Linked DNA regions of Homo sapiens: region 1 is linked to region 2. A link is a loop called in an ENCODE intact Hi-C map of the cell type or tissue named here. Cell type or tissue: PC-9. All regions are shown on one strand. Links, peaks and the distances in the headings refer to the core of each region. The heading gives the core; the rest is flanking DNA. Region 1 overlaps EPCAM-DT (EPCAM divergent transcript). Region 2 overlaps EPCAM-DT (EPCAM divergent transcript).

Region 1 (5,376 bases), core at 234-5,233, 51 kb before region 2:
AGCTCTGCCTTCCTTCTTTCTGTCCATCTCACCTCCAAACTCTTCCCCTGGAATTAATGTTACTATCACTGGCTACGTCTTTGTTAGGAATTTTTCCTGTAAGTTTAGTTACCTGGTCTGATGAAGCAACAACACTTTTTTTGGCATGCTTTCTGGACCAATGAAATTCCAATTGATTGCTTCTTTTCTGGACTTCCATACTACAGAAGCAACTTTGAACCCAGGGTTCCCTGGAGAAATGACAGGTGACTCCTTCCCTTACTAGCTCAAGAGTTCACTGATAGGATCTATTAAAATTTTTCTGTGAGTTGTTTCTCTAGAAGTGAGGAATTGAATTATAGACCCAAACCCTCATTAAGCCAATATTCATTTTCCTCTTTTTTTCATGGAAATCAGTAATAAATCTTGATTTGCCTCCTTACTCAGTCCCTCAGCTAATAAAATCAAGGTGTTTCCTGAAATTAGATTAAATAATTTGACTCTCTTCTTTCTAGAAGTTTTAGAGCTCTCACTGACCTTTCTTGAAGAACCAGAAATTATTCTTATTTTTTCTTTCAGTGGCCTGTGAATATCCTGTCATTCAAAAAGCAAAAGTAAGAAGAAGGGGTAAGATAAAAAAAAGGGAGGAAAACTGAGAGTTTCCACTAACTAGTGGTGTGGTTCCAGACTCTTTTGGAGCCTCAGTTTCCTTTTTGTGAAATTCAGGACTCAGATGAAAAAGCTTTCTTTAAATGTCCTTTTTTGGCTCTGAAAGTCTAGGTATCTCAGTGGGATACAGGCTCCATAGATAGACTGTAATTCACCAGGTTTAAGGAAATTGTTTTCTTTGTGATAGAGCAATTTTTTTCTCTTTCTTCCTCTTTTTCTTTTTCTTTAATAGAACAGAACAAAATGAGCTCAGATCATAAGTTCGGTTGATTTCTTTCTAAACCACAGGGTTCATTTTCTGAAATTGCTGTCTTTTCCTTCAAAAGCCTTCCTCAGCCTTGTCAGCCAGCTCTATCACTTTTATATTAGATCTCTGTGAAGTAAGGAAGCCTTTTAGAGTAGGCTTGGAATGTGCAACAACAGGGCACAGGTGTGGCTGAAGAGGGCCTCTGTATGAACCCCCAGGAAGCCAAATTGGCCTCCCCTCCATCATTTCCTAAAATCTAGAACCCTATCCAGAATCTGAATGCACAAAATGCTGTTTGTCAATCAACCCATGGATAATTATTTTTCAAGTGACTATTAAGTGCATGAAACTCTTGATCCCTTATATTTATAACCCAATAATTATACAGGCCTCACTTTTCAAAATCAGAGAAAGCTTTGTTATTGAGATTTAAAGACAACATTTTCCTAAAAGGAGATCATCTCAGAAAACTATAGAGATTAAGAATTTTCAGTAGTCAGATTAGGTCTGAGTTCTAGCCCTTCCATTTACTAGAGGGGTAAGCTTTCAATTCCCTAAGCTTCAGTTCCTCCTATATAAAATAGAGATAATAAATAATACCCCCCTCATAAGGTAGAGCAAGGAGTCACTAAAATAAATTATGAAAAGGGCTTAGCATAGCGTCCAGCACGTAGTAAGAGTGCTCAATAGGTTCAGTTATTATTCATCATGATATGGCATTAATAATACATAAGATAAGAGACCTTTGTTGGACCCAATCTGTGGCCTCAGGCATCATATGCCCTTGTGGATTTCTCTTGGGCCCCTAAAGAAAAGGTAAAGTTGGAAAATGCTAGTATGTTCCAGTCATTGAAAGTAATTGTCAGGCACAGAAAGACAAACTTCATATGTTCTCACATATTTATGGGAGCTATAAATTAAAATAAATGAACTCATGGAGATAGAGAGCAGAAGCGTGGTTACCAGAGGCTGGAAGGGGTAGTTGGGGGTCAAGGGGAAGTGGAGATGGTTAATGGGTACAAAATAGAAAGAATGAATAAAGACCTACTGTTTGCTAGCACAACAGGTCGACTATAGTCAAAAATAATTTAATTGTACATTTTAAAATCACAAAAAGATTATAATCGGATTGTCTGTAACATAAAGGATAAATGCTTGAGGGGATGGATACCCTGCTTACCCTGATGTGATTATTACACATTGCATGACTGTATCAAAGTAGCTCATGTACCCTGTAAATATATACACCTGCTATGTACCCACCAAAATAAAAAATAAAAATTTAAAAAGAAAGTAAGTAATGGTAAATTTCTTTGAAATACCTCAAAATATATTTTAATGTAAAAACTGCTTTCTTCAGGGAAAGAGAGAGAGAATAAAATAACTTAAACAACTAAAAGAATTAAGAAGTTCTTAAAAAGAGAGAGGGGGGAATGATTTTTGGCCCTTTGTTGATGGTACAGGTGCGTTGGAGTTCTCACCCTTGGTTGCGATTGTGCTCTGGCTCTAGCCAATGGAGGAGGGAGTGAATGACAAGGAGAGGAAAGGAGAAGGAATGAGGACAGTCATGGGGCCATGGCACCATATGGCCTGAAACAGCCCAGGACTCAGTAATGTTTGCTGAACTGAAAGCCTCTATTCTTCTATCATCCCCCCCGACTTTCCAGTCCCTGGAAATCAGATAGTGTTATAAACCTGGAGGGCCAAGGCAGATGATAGACAGTGACTCATTGCGTGTAGGGAGGATGGCCTGGGTGAAACAGCAGTCCTAGTTTTTACTTAGGAATTCAGACCCATGTTGAGATGAAGCTCACACAATCCCTTAGGGCAGGGGGTGGCTCAAAAGGCCCAAAGGAATGTGTGCTTGGGTTTGAATCTGCCCTAGCTCCTGACTGAAGCCAATGTGGGGTCAACCACAGCCATCCATGGATCGCTAAGAGGGTTTGCTTATATTACCACATCAACAGCAGATTTCCTCTGGCCCCCAGTCAGCCAGGAATGGATAAACAACAGAAGTGCAGAATGGCTTTACCAAGTCTAGCTCCAAATTATGAGATGTCTCAGTCTAAGGTGTAGCCCAAGCAATCCTTGGGACAAGCTGATCGAGCTGGCTGGCCAGATCCCAAAGGTGGAGATGACCTAAGTGGAGAAAGGAAAATTTTACCCAAACAGAAGTGAAGATAGCAATTAGACCTAGCCAGCCACTCAGGTACAGCGAGAGCCCATTTGAATTGGAAAAGAAAAGAAAAAAAAAAAGAGGTATGCAAACCATAACTAAATTGTTGGCGGGAAGACACAGCAGAACAGGAAATGTGCATGCAGATAAGTGAAGCCTCCATTAATGGCTTCACTGCATTTATCAAAAGGGATTTCAATTAACGTGATGAAGACCAAGGCAATTACAGTAGGAAGAAAAGATGAATTTAAGATTAATCTCCTCTGTTGTTTCCTTACAGCAATTTATAAGGGAAATGCTTCAGGTGAGAGCCTAGTTGGGAATTAACCCAAAGAAGATGAGAATCAGATCTGTTAACAGAGAAGAACCCTAAAGACAGTGACTCCCAAACTTGGCTATACATTTGAACCACTTAGGGAGCTTTTAAAACTTCCAAAGGCCATGGCCCAGACCAATTACATCACAATCTCTAGGGGTGGGACACAGGCATCAGAATTCTCGAAGCTCCTCACTGTGCAGACAAATTTGCGAACCACTGTTAATGAGCAATATGCATGATGGAGGCGTGTTAGGAAATAGCATGCGAGGTTACAGGTAAATAAATACAGCCATTAAGAAATGGCAATAGGCCTGGCACAATGGCTCATGCCTGTGATCTCAGCACTTTGGGAGGCCGAGGTGGGCAGATGGCTTGAGCCCAGGAGTTCGAGACCAGCCTGGCCAACATGGCAAAACCCCGTCTCTACTAAAAATAAAAAAATTAGCCAGGCGTGGTGGCGCACACCTGTAATCCCAGCCACTAGAGAGGCTGAGGCAGGAGAATCGCTTGAACCTGGGAAGTGGAGGTTGCGGTGAGCCAAGATTGCATCACTCCACTCCTGCCTGGGTGATAGAGCAAGACTCCATCTCAAAAAAAAAAAAAAAAAAAAAAAAAAAAAAAAAAAAAAAAGAAATGGCAAGAAATTCACTTGCCTTAGAACAGAACAGGATCTGTGTCTCTTGTTTTCTTTTTTTGTAATTTTAAAAAGTGTTTATCAGTGTTCGAGAAAAATGGATGAAGAGACAGGGGCACTTTCTTTTTTTTTTAATCAACCAGAGTTAAATTCAAGTAATTTTTGAGTGAGGCCCTTGAACTTGATGTCTGGGAGTGGGATAGAAAACAAAGGGGTTCATTGCCATTATGGATAAAGCAATTTATATATTTTTGCTTCATAGAATGTTCATATCCATGACCTAATTTTAACTTGCATCTCTGTGAAGTAGGCAGAGAAAGTATTATTTTTCTCTCCCACTTCCACAGATGGGAAAACAGATAGAGTCTCATGATTTACTCAGCATTACAGAGCAAAGTTAGTGGCAGGAACAGGAGCAGAATTTGGTTCTTCAGAAATTCCAGTTAAATGTCCTTCCTCTAAACTGTGTTGCCTTCCTGCCCTTGAAGAGCTCTCTGTAAGAGTGGGAAATTTTACAATGATAACTGAAACAAGAAAACATGACACTTGGTGAGCCAAACGAAAGAGTTCTGCTATTAGGGGGAAAAAATCTAGAACAGATGCCAAGAGACACATCAAGGTGGTGGCAAAGTGCTGACCACCCTGCCCTTGAGGATGCCTCATGAATATTGGATGATGTTAATATACTGAATTTGCCTCCAAATTACACTGGGTTGGTGGGCAGAGGCAAGGCCGGTGAGGTCACAAGAAATAATTTTTAGGGCAAAAAAATGAAAGCATCCTTATAGTTCTTGTGCTTTGACCAACAGTTTCAGGGCCTTCTTAAGTAGGTTGTGAGTAGCAACGAGTTGTTGCCCTGGTGTTTTCAAGAAACAGAAATTCCCTGGCATTGATTTAACCACAATAGGGTAAAAGGGCAAGTTATAGGCCCTAAAACAAGAATGCAGTCAGGCTTAAGGAAGGACTAGAACTGGGAATTTGCAAACTGTCAGAACTCAGGGGGATGTGTGCTCTGTCCATCTTTCATTTCCTTTTCTCTCTTGAGTATTTGTGTTCATCTTTTTCCTGAGGAGTTCCCTCTGCTGATCTGCTCACATGAGGGGGCAAAGATACTTACCCACAGCTCCCAAGTTCATATTTTAGCCATATGAACCAGGTCTATCCACCAAACCCCTATTCAAATACAGACTCCCGTGGAAAAAAATATTTGGCCCAAATTGGCTCAGGAATCCATCCCTGATCCAATCAACTATGACCAGAGGTCAGCATCACATTGTGTGTAAATAACTGTGGGAGCCACCTTCTACAGATGGTAGTAAGGCACTTACAGAGAGGAATCATTTAAACTAAGC
Region 2 (5,376 bases), core at 62-5,061:
ACCATCACAGCTCACTGCAGCTTCAACCTCCCATACTCAAGCAATCCTCACACCGCAGCCTCCAGTGTAGCTGAGACCACAGGTGTGTGCCAGCCACCATGCTCAGCTAATTTTTATTTATTTTTTTTTTTTGAGACGGAGTTTTTGCTCTTGTTGCCCAGGCTGCAGTGCAATGGCACAATCTTGGCTCACTGCAACCTCTGCCTCCTGGGTTCAAGTGATTCTCCTGCCTCAGCCTCCCAAGTATCTGGGATTACAAGCACCCGCCACCATGCCTGGCTAATTTTTTGTATTTTTAGTAGTGAGGAGGTTTCACCATATTGGTCAGGCTGGTCTTGAACTCATGACCTCAGGTAATACACCCACCTCGGCCTCCCAAAGTGCTGGGATTACAGGCATGGAGCCACCGCGCCCGACCTAATTTTTAAATTTTTCTGTAGAGATGAGGTCTCACCATGTTGCCCAAACTGGTCCTGAATTCCTAGGCTTAAGCAATTCTCCCACCTAGGCCTCCCAAAGTGCTGAGATTATAGGCGTGAGCCACTGCATGGCCCCAGTTTTCATTTTAACTTGAGTCTTCGGTGAATGTTGGGCCTCTTCTTGTCTTTTTTATTTCTAGCCCTTGACCTCTTTTGACATAAACTTTGAGGAAATCCAAGTGAGAAACAGGAAGACCATGGATGAAACATGGAGCCACGGATGAAGAGATGAAGGGTCCATCTAATGCCTCGGTGATCTAAGGTTTTGTCTAAGTGCCTGCCTGCCCAAGAAGACTAGAGCTATACTTCCGCATCCCTGGGGCCATCGCAGACTCATTAGAGATCAGAAGATGTTGTGGACCCTCTTGTCAGAGAAATGCACATATGTACAAAGATTGTCGTATGTCATTTCTAGGGTTTCTGGAACACTCTGAAGCATCTCGTTAGACTGCGGAATGAGAAGCCCTGAATTAAGGGATTTGTTTGGAATGATCCAGCCCTAGTTTCTGCAGGAAATGGGAAAGGAACTGGCTTTGCATGAGTACAAAATCACTTAGTGGTTTCCAGCTTCAGGATCGGGGATGCCTGCTGCTGACCCCTTGCTCCAGACTCACACTCAGCCCCAGGCCTACGTACTGTTTGGAGATGGACTGTGTGCATGTGCAGACATTTAAGGGGGCCTTTTGGTGAGGGTGATGCTGACTTGAGAGAAACCAGCTCAGCATGTTTTAGATACAGAATCTTTGTCCTGAAAGAGAGGATTGCCTCCTTAAAAGCTCTTAAGAATCCAAGGACAAAGAGACAGAAAGAGGGAGATGTAGATATAGAGAGAAAGAATGGATTCGAGATCTTTAAAAACAACAATAGCAACAACAATCAGAGAGACTAGCCAGAAGGTCCGCTAATGTGAGCTGCATCTGGGAAGGAGCAGTCAAAGGGATGTAGAGCAGCAATCTTGAAACTGCACAGCACTTACGTAAGATTGAGAAAACATCAATTGTCCAGATCAAAGAATGGAAGGAGTGCTTTCTGGAGTTTATGAGAAGGTTAAAGCCTTCCCCAGCCTCCTGCCCATTGGTGCCACCTCTGCCCCCGCAGCTCCACAGTCCGTGGTCTGCAGAGGCCCAAGGACACACATACTGCCCTGCTGGAGTGTTAGCTGGTGTTAGGACTGCAGCAGCCGCTCCTTAATGGAGCTCCCCAGGAGCCCAACCCGATCGCCTGCCTGCGTTATTAATGCATTATGTCATCTTTCCTTGCACTTGTTCTCAGCTGCTGAAATTTTATAGAGCTGTATTATTAATTGAAGCAATTAGTGCAGGGGATATCGGCACAGCCACATCAGAGGACTGGAGATGTGCAAGGCAAGAATCGCTCTCTCTTTGTGTCCCTTTCTCCCTCACTCCTGTCCTCTTCCCTGTGCCTCCCCACCCCGACGTCTCTTATTTCTACTCCACCCCCACTTTCCTGTCTCTTTTTCTTCCAGTTCTCTTTCAATATCACTCTCTAGAGATGTGAGTACCCACTACCCTTCTCAGTGAAAGCATTCACATATAGTCTCCCACCATTCCCCTAGCATGGACAGACAGACAGAATGACAGCGTCGCTGTGGCTGACTGATGCTTGGAGTCACTGGCCTAGTTAAATTCAGATGAGAGACCATCCCTCACAATCCTGACATTGGCTCAGAGCCCCTGGTGATTGTGCATGGTGGTAGGTAGAAAAAAATGGGGCTCACTGTGTGTCAGACGTATTCATTCATTCATTCACTCATTCATTGGTTCATTCATTCATTCGTTTACCTTCAGCGTGTACTCAGCCGTATGCTAGGTGCTGTGGGAAATAAACAAGGAGATAAATAGAGTTTTGGCTCTCTGGGACTGGTATAATAGCCAGAGAGACCAGACTGGCCCTTGAAACCATTAGGGCAAAATAGGGTGCAGCAAAGGGCCCCAGAGGAGTGATTTCCCCAAGGAGTGTCCAGATGCTTCCTGGTGTTGAGAAGAAAGACCTAGGATAGGTGGGTATGGTGGTTCACATCTGTAATCCCAACACTTTGGGAGGCTGAGGCAGAAGGATTGCTTGAGGCCAAGTGTTCGAGACCAGGCTGGAAAACATAGTGAGACCCTGTCTCTTCAAAAAGAAAGTAAGGCCTAGAGATGTGAAGTGGCCCTCAGAGGTGAGGTACTAGCAGGCTGCAGGAGGATGGGAACGGGGCAGCTCCAGCCGGGAGAAAGGAAGTTGCAGGCTGAGCAGGTATAGGATGGAGAGCCAGGAGGGACCGATGGCTCTTCACCCCAGGACATCAAGCCTCTCAGCCCAGCCCAGCTGGGGTTGAGACCTAGAAGTGACTGGAAAACCTGGCTGGGAGCCAGGACACCTGGACACCAGGGCTCAGCCTCAGATTCCTTTGTCAGGAATCAGACATGACACCTGAGAGGCCACAGGCTCAAGTTCCCTGCAAAATAAACAGATACCAGGATGGAAACATCCAGAGTGAACAGTCACCCGCTGCCCCTCCCCACACTCACTGCCCCCCGACCCGTCATCAGGAACAGGTGCCCTTCATACTACAGAAAGAGACATCCTTAGAAGTCTGGAAGCCAGTGGTCTGCTTGGGTACGTTAGGTCTTAGTGGGAGTATGTGCTTGATTTTTTAGCTTTTTCTTTTTTGTTGTTTTTGTTTTGAGATAGGATCTCGGTCTGTCACCCAGGCTGGAGTGCAGTGGTGCGATCATGACTCACTGCAGCCTCAAACTCCCAGGCTCAAGCAATCCTCCCACCTCAGCCCCCCGAGTAGCTGGGACAACAGGCAGACACCACCACACCCGGCTAACTTTTTAATTTTTTGTGGAAATGGGGGTCTCACTATGTTGCCCAGGCTGATCCCAAATTCCTGGGCTCAAGCAATCCTCCCTCCTCAGCCTCCCAAAGTGGTGGGAGTACAGGTGTGAGCCACTGTATCCATCTTTATATTTTTCTTTTACTGGTGGTGGTATTAGGATGGGGGAGGTTGTTGGTGGCTACCCTTGTGGTCTGACCTCACTTCCCTGAGCGCTGTTGACTCCTTTCCTTGGCCTGGTGGTGCCCACTCATGCGGACCATCCTTATGCCACACTCCTATTGAAACTGACTCCAAGGAAAGGGGCTCCAAGGAAATTATGAAAAAGTTCAAGCATATGCAGAGAGACTAAAATGATGAACCCTCATGTTACTATAGCCGAGTTTCAAAAATTCTCATCTAATTGCTGGATGGAGTGGTGTGCACCTCTACTCTCAGCTACTTGGGATGCTGAGGCAGGAGGATTGCTTGAGCTCAGGAGTTCAAGTCCAGCCTGGGTAACATATCAAGACCTCATCTTTTTTTAAAAAAAAACTATGAACTCATAATCAATCATTTATCCATCTTCCCTCAACTTTTTGGGAGTGAAACAGGAGTGTGCTTTTTTTTAATTAAAAAAAAATTTTTTAATAGATGCAGAGTCCTGCCATCTTACCCAGGCTGGTCTTGAACTCCTGGGCTCAAGTGATACTCCCACTTCAGCCTCCCAAAATGTTGGAATTATAGACATGAGCCGCTGTGCCTGGTAGCAGCATGCTTTTTAAAGGTAACATGCGGCCGGGCACAGTGGCTCACGCCTGTAATCCCAGCACTTTGGGAAGCTGAGGCGGGCGGATCACCAGAGATCAGGAGTTCCAGACCAGCCTGGCCAACATGATGAAACCCCGTCTCTATTAAAAATACAAAAATTAGCCAGGTGTGGTCGTGGGCACTGGTAATCCCAGCTACTCGGGAGGCTGAGACAGGAGAATCGCTTGAACCTGGGAGGTAGAAGTTGCAGCGAGCCAAGGTTGCGCCACTGTACTCCAGCCTGGGCAACAAAGAGCAAAACTCCTTCTCAAACAAAACAAATCAAAACAAAAAAACAAAAACAGATAAAGGTAACATGCTCTTGTAAGGAAAGTCTGCTAACTTTTTTATTCTTTTTTTTCTTTTTTGCTGTATTAAAACACATACACACCCCTTTGACAGAGACAGGTTTTTATATATGGGGCTTATTTAAAGCTGGGAAAGGGTCCATCATTTGATAAACTCTCCCTAGGTGTGTGGCAGGGGCCAACTGTCAAGTGTTTACTCGTCTCAGCAACTGGAGATAAAGGTATAATTAAACAGATGACAGAAAGGTCACAGGCAGTAAATGAAGGAGGCCCACCAAGTCCAAGTGCCTGCTCTTACATTCTACTGGCGCCTACTCTCCTTATCCTCCAGGGCCACCCCTAGGGAAGCTAAGGCCAAAATGGGAAAAAGGAATAAAGGGTTACTTACTGGTGGTGGTGTTAGGGTGGTGGTGGGGAGTGGTTTATGGCTACCCTTGTGGTCTGACCTCATTTCCCTGAGTGCTGTTGACTTCTTTCCTTGGCCTGATGGTGCCCACTCATGCTGACCATCCTTATGCCACACTCCTATTGAAACCTGCTCCAAAGAAAGGGGCTTAGGTGAGTGAGCTATAATATCACCTACAGCAGAGCTATCCAATAGACTTTCCGCAACGATGAGAATGTGCTACTCTGTGCTGTACAACATGGTAACCATGGCAGGGCATGGTGGCTCACGCCTGTAATCCCAGCACTTTGGGAGGCCGAGGTGGGTGGATCACCTGAGGTCAGCAGTTCAAGACCAGCCTGGCCAACATGGTGAAACCCCTTCTCTACTAAAAATACTAAAAATTAGCTAGGTGTGGTGGCGGGCGCCTGTAACCCCAGCTACTTGGGAAGCTGATGCAGGAGAATCGCTTGAACCCGGGAGATGGAGGTTGCAGTGAGCCAAGATTGCACCACTGCACTCCAGCCTGGGAGATAGAGAGAGAGTCTGTCTAAAAAAAAAAAAAAAAGCAAT

Evidence for each region. Hi-C counts contacts between places; a loop is a spot of excess contacts. Peaks named below come from ENCODE experiments on the same cell type or tissue, not always from the same donor. Only the 100,000 strongest peaks of a DNase experiment are listed, where the experiment ranks them.
Region 1: a loop joins it to region 2, with 2.6 times the contacts of the local background. A loop is called at or near these places in 9 of 110 quality-filtered maps.

What each region holds. Positions count from the first base shown.
Region 1 is chr2:47,196,510-47,201,885 of GRCh38, forward strand. EPCAM-DT (EPCAM divergent transcript) reads right to left here. Exons shown (of 5, transcript NR_110208.1): 4 at 2,928-3,034. Among named protein-coding and RNA genes, the nearest start is that of CALM2, 23 kb to the left of the region's middle. In PC-9, for the core only: no CTCF peak of the experiment used is centred there; DNase peaks (open chromatin) are centred at 2,752 and 4,912; H3K27ac peaks cover 3,522 bases.
Region 2 is chr2:47,247,933-47,253,308 of GRCh38, forward strand. The region is part of intron 3 of EPCAM-DT (EPCAM divergent transcript); the gene reads right to left. It overlaps LOC107985882 (a long non-coding RNA gene), which reads right to left. Exons shown (of 3, transcript XR_001739451.1): 3 at 4,441-4,953. Among named protein-coding and RNA genes, the nearest start is that of CALM2, 74 kb to the left of the region's middle. RefSeq lists an enhancer at 1,142-1,643. In PC-9, for the core only: no CTCF peak of the experiment used is centred there; a DNase peak (open chromatin) is centred at 2,879; H3K4me3 peaks cover 644 bases; H3K27ac peaks cover 2,126 bases.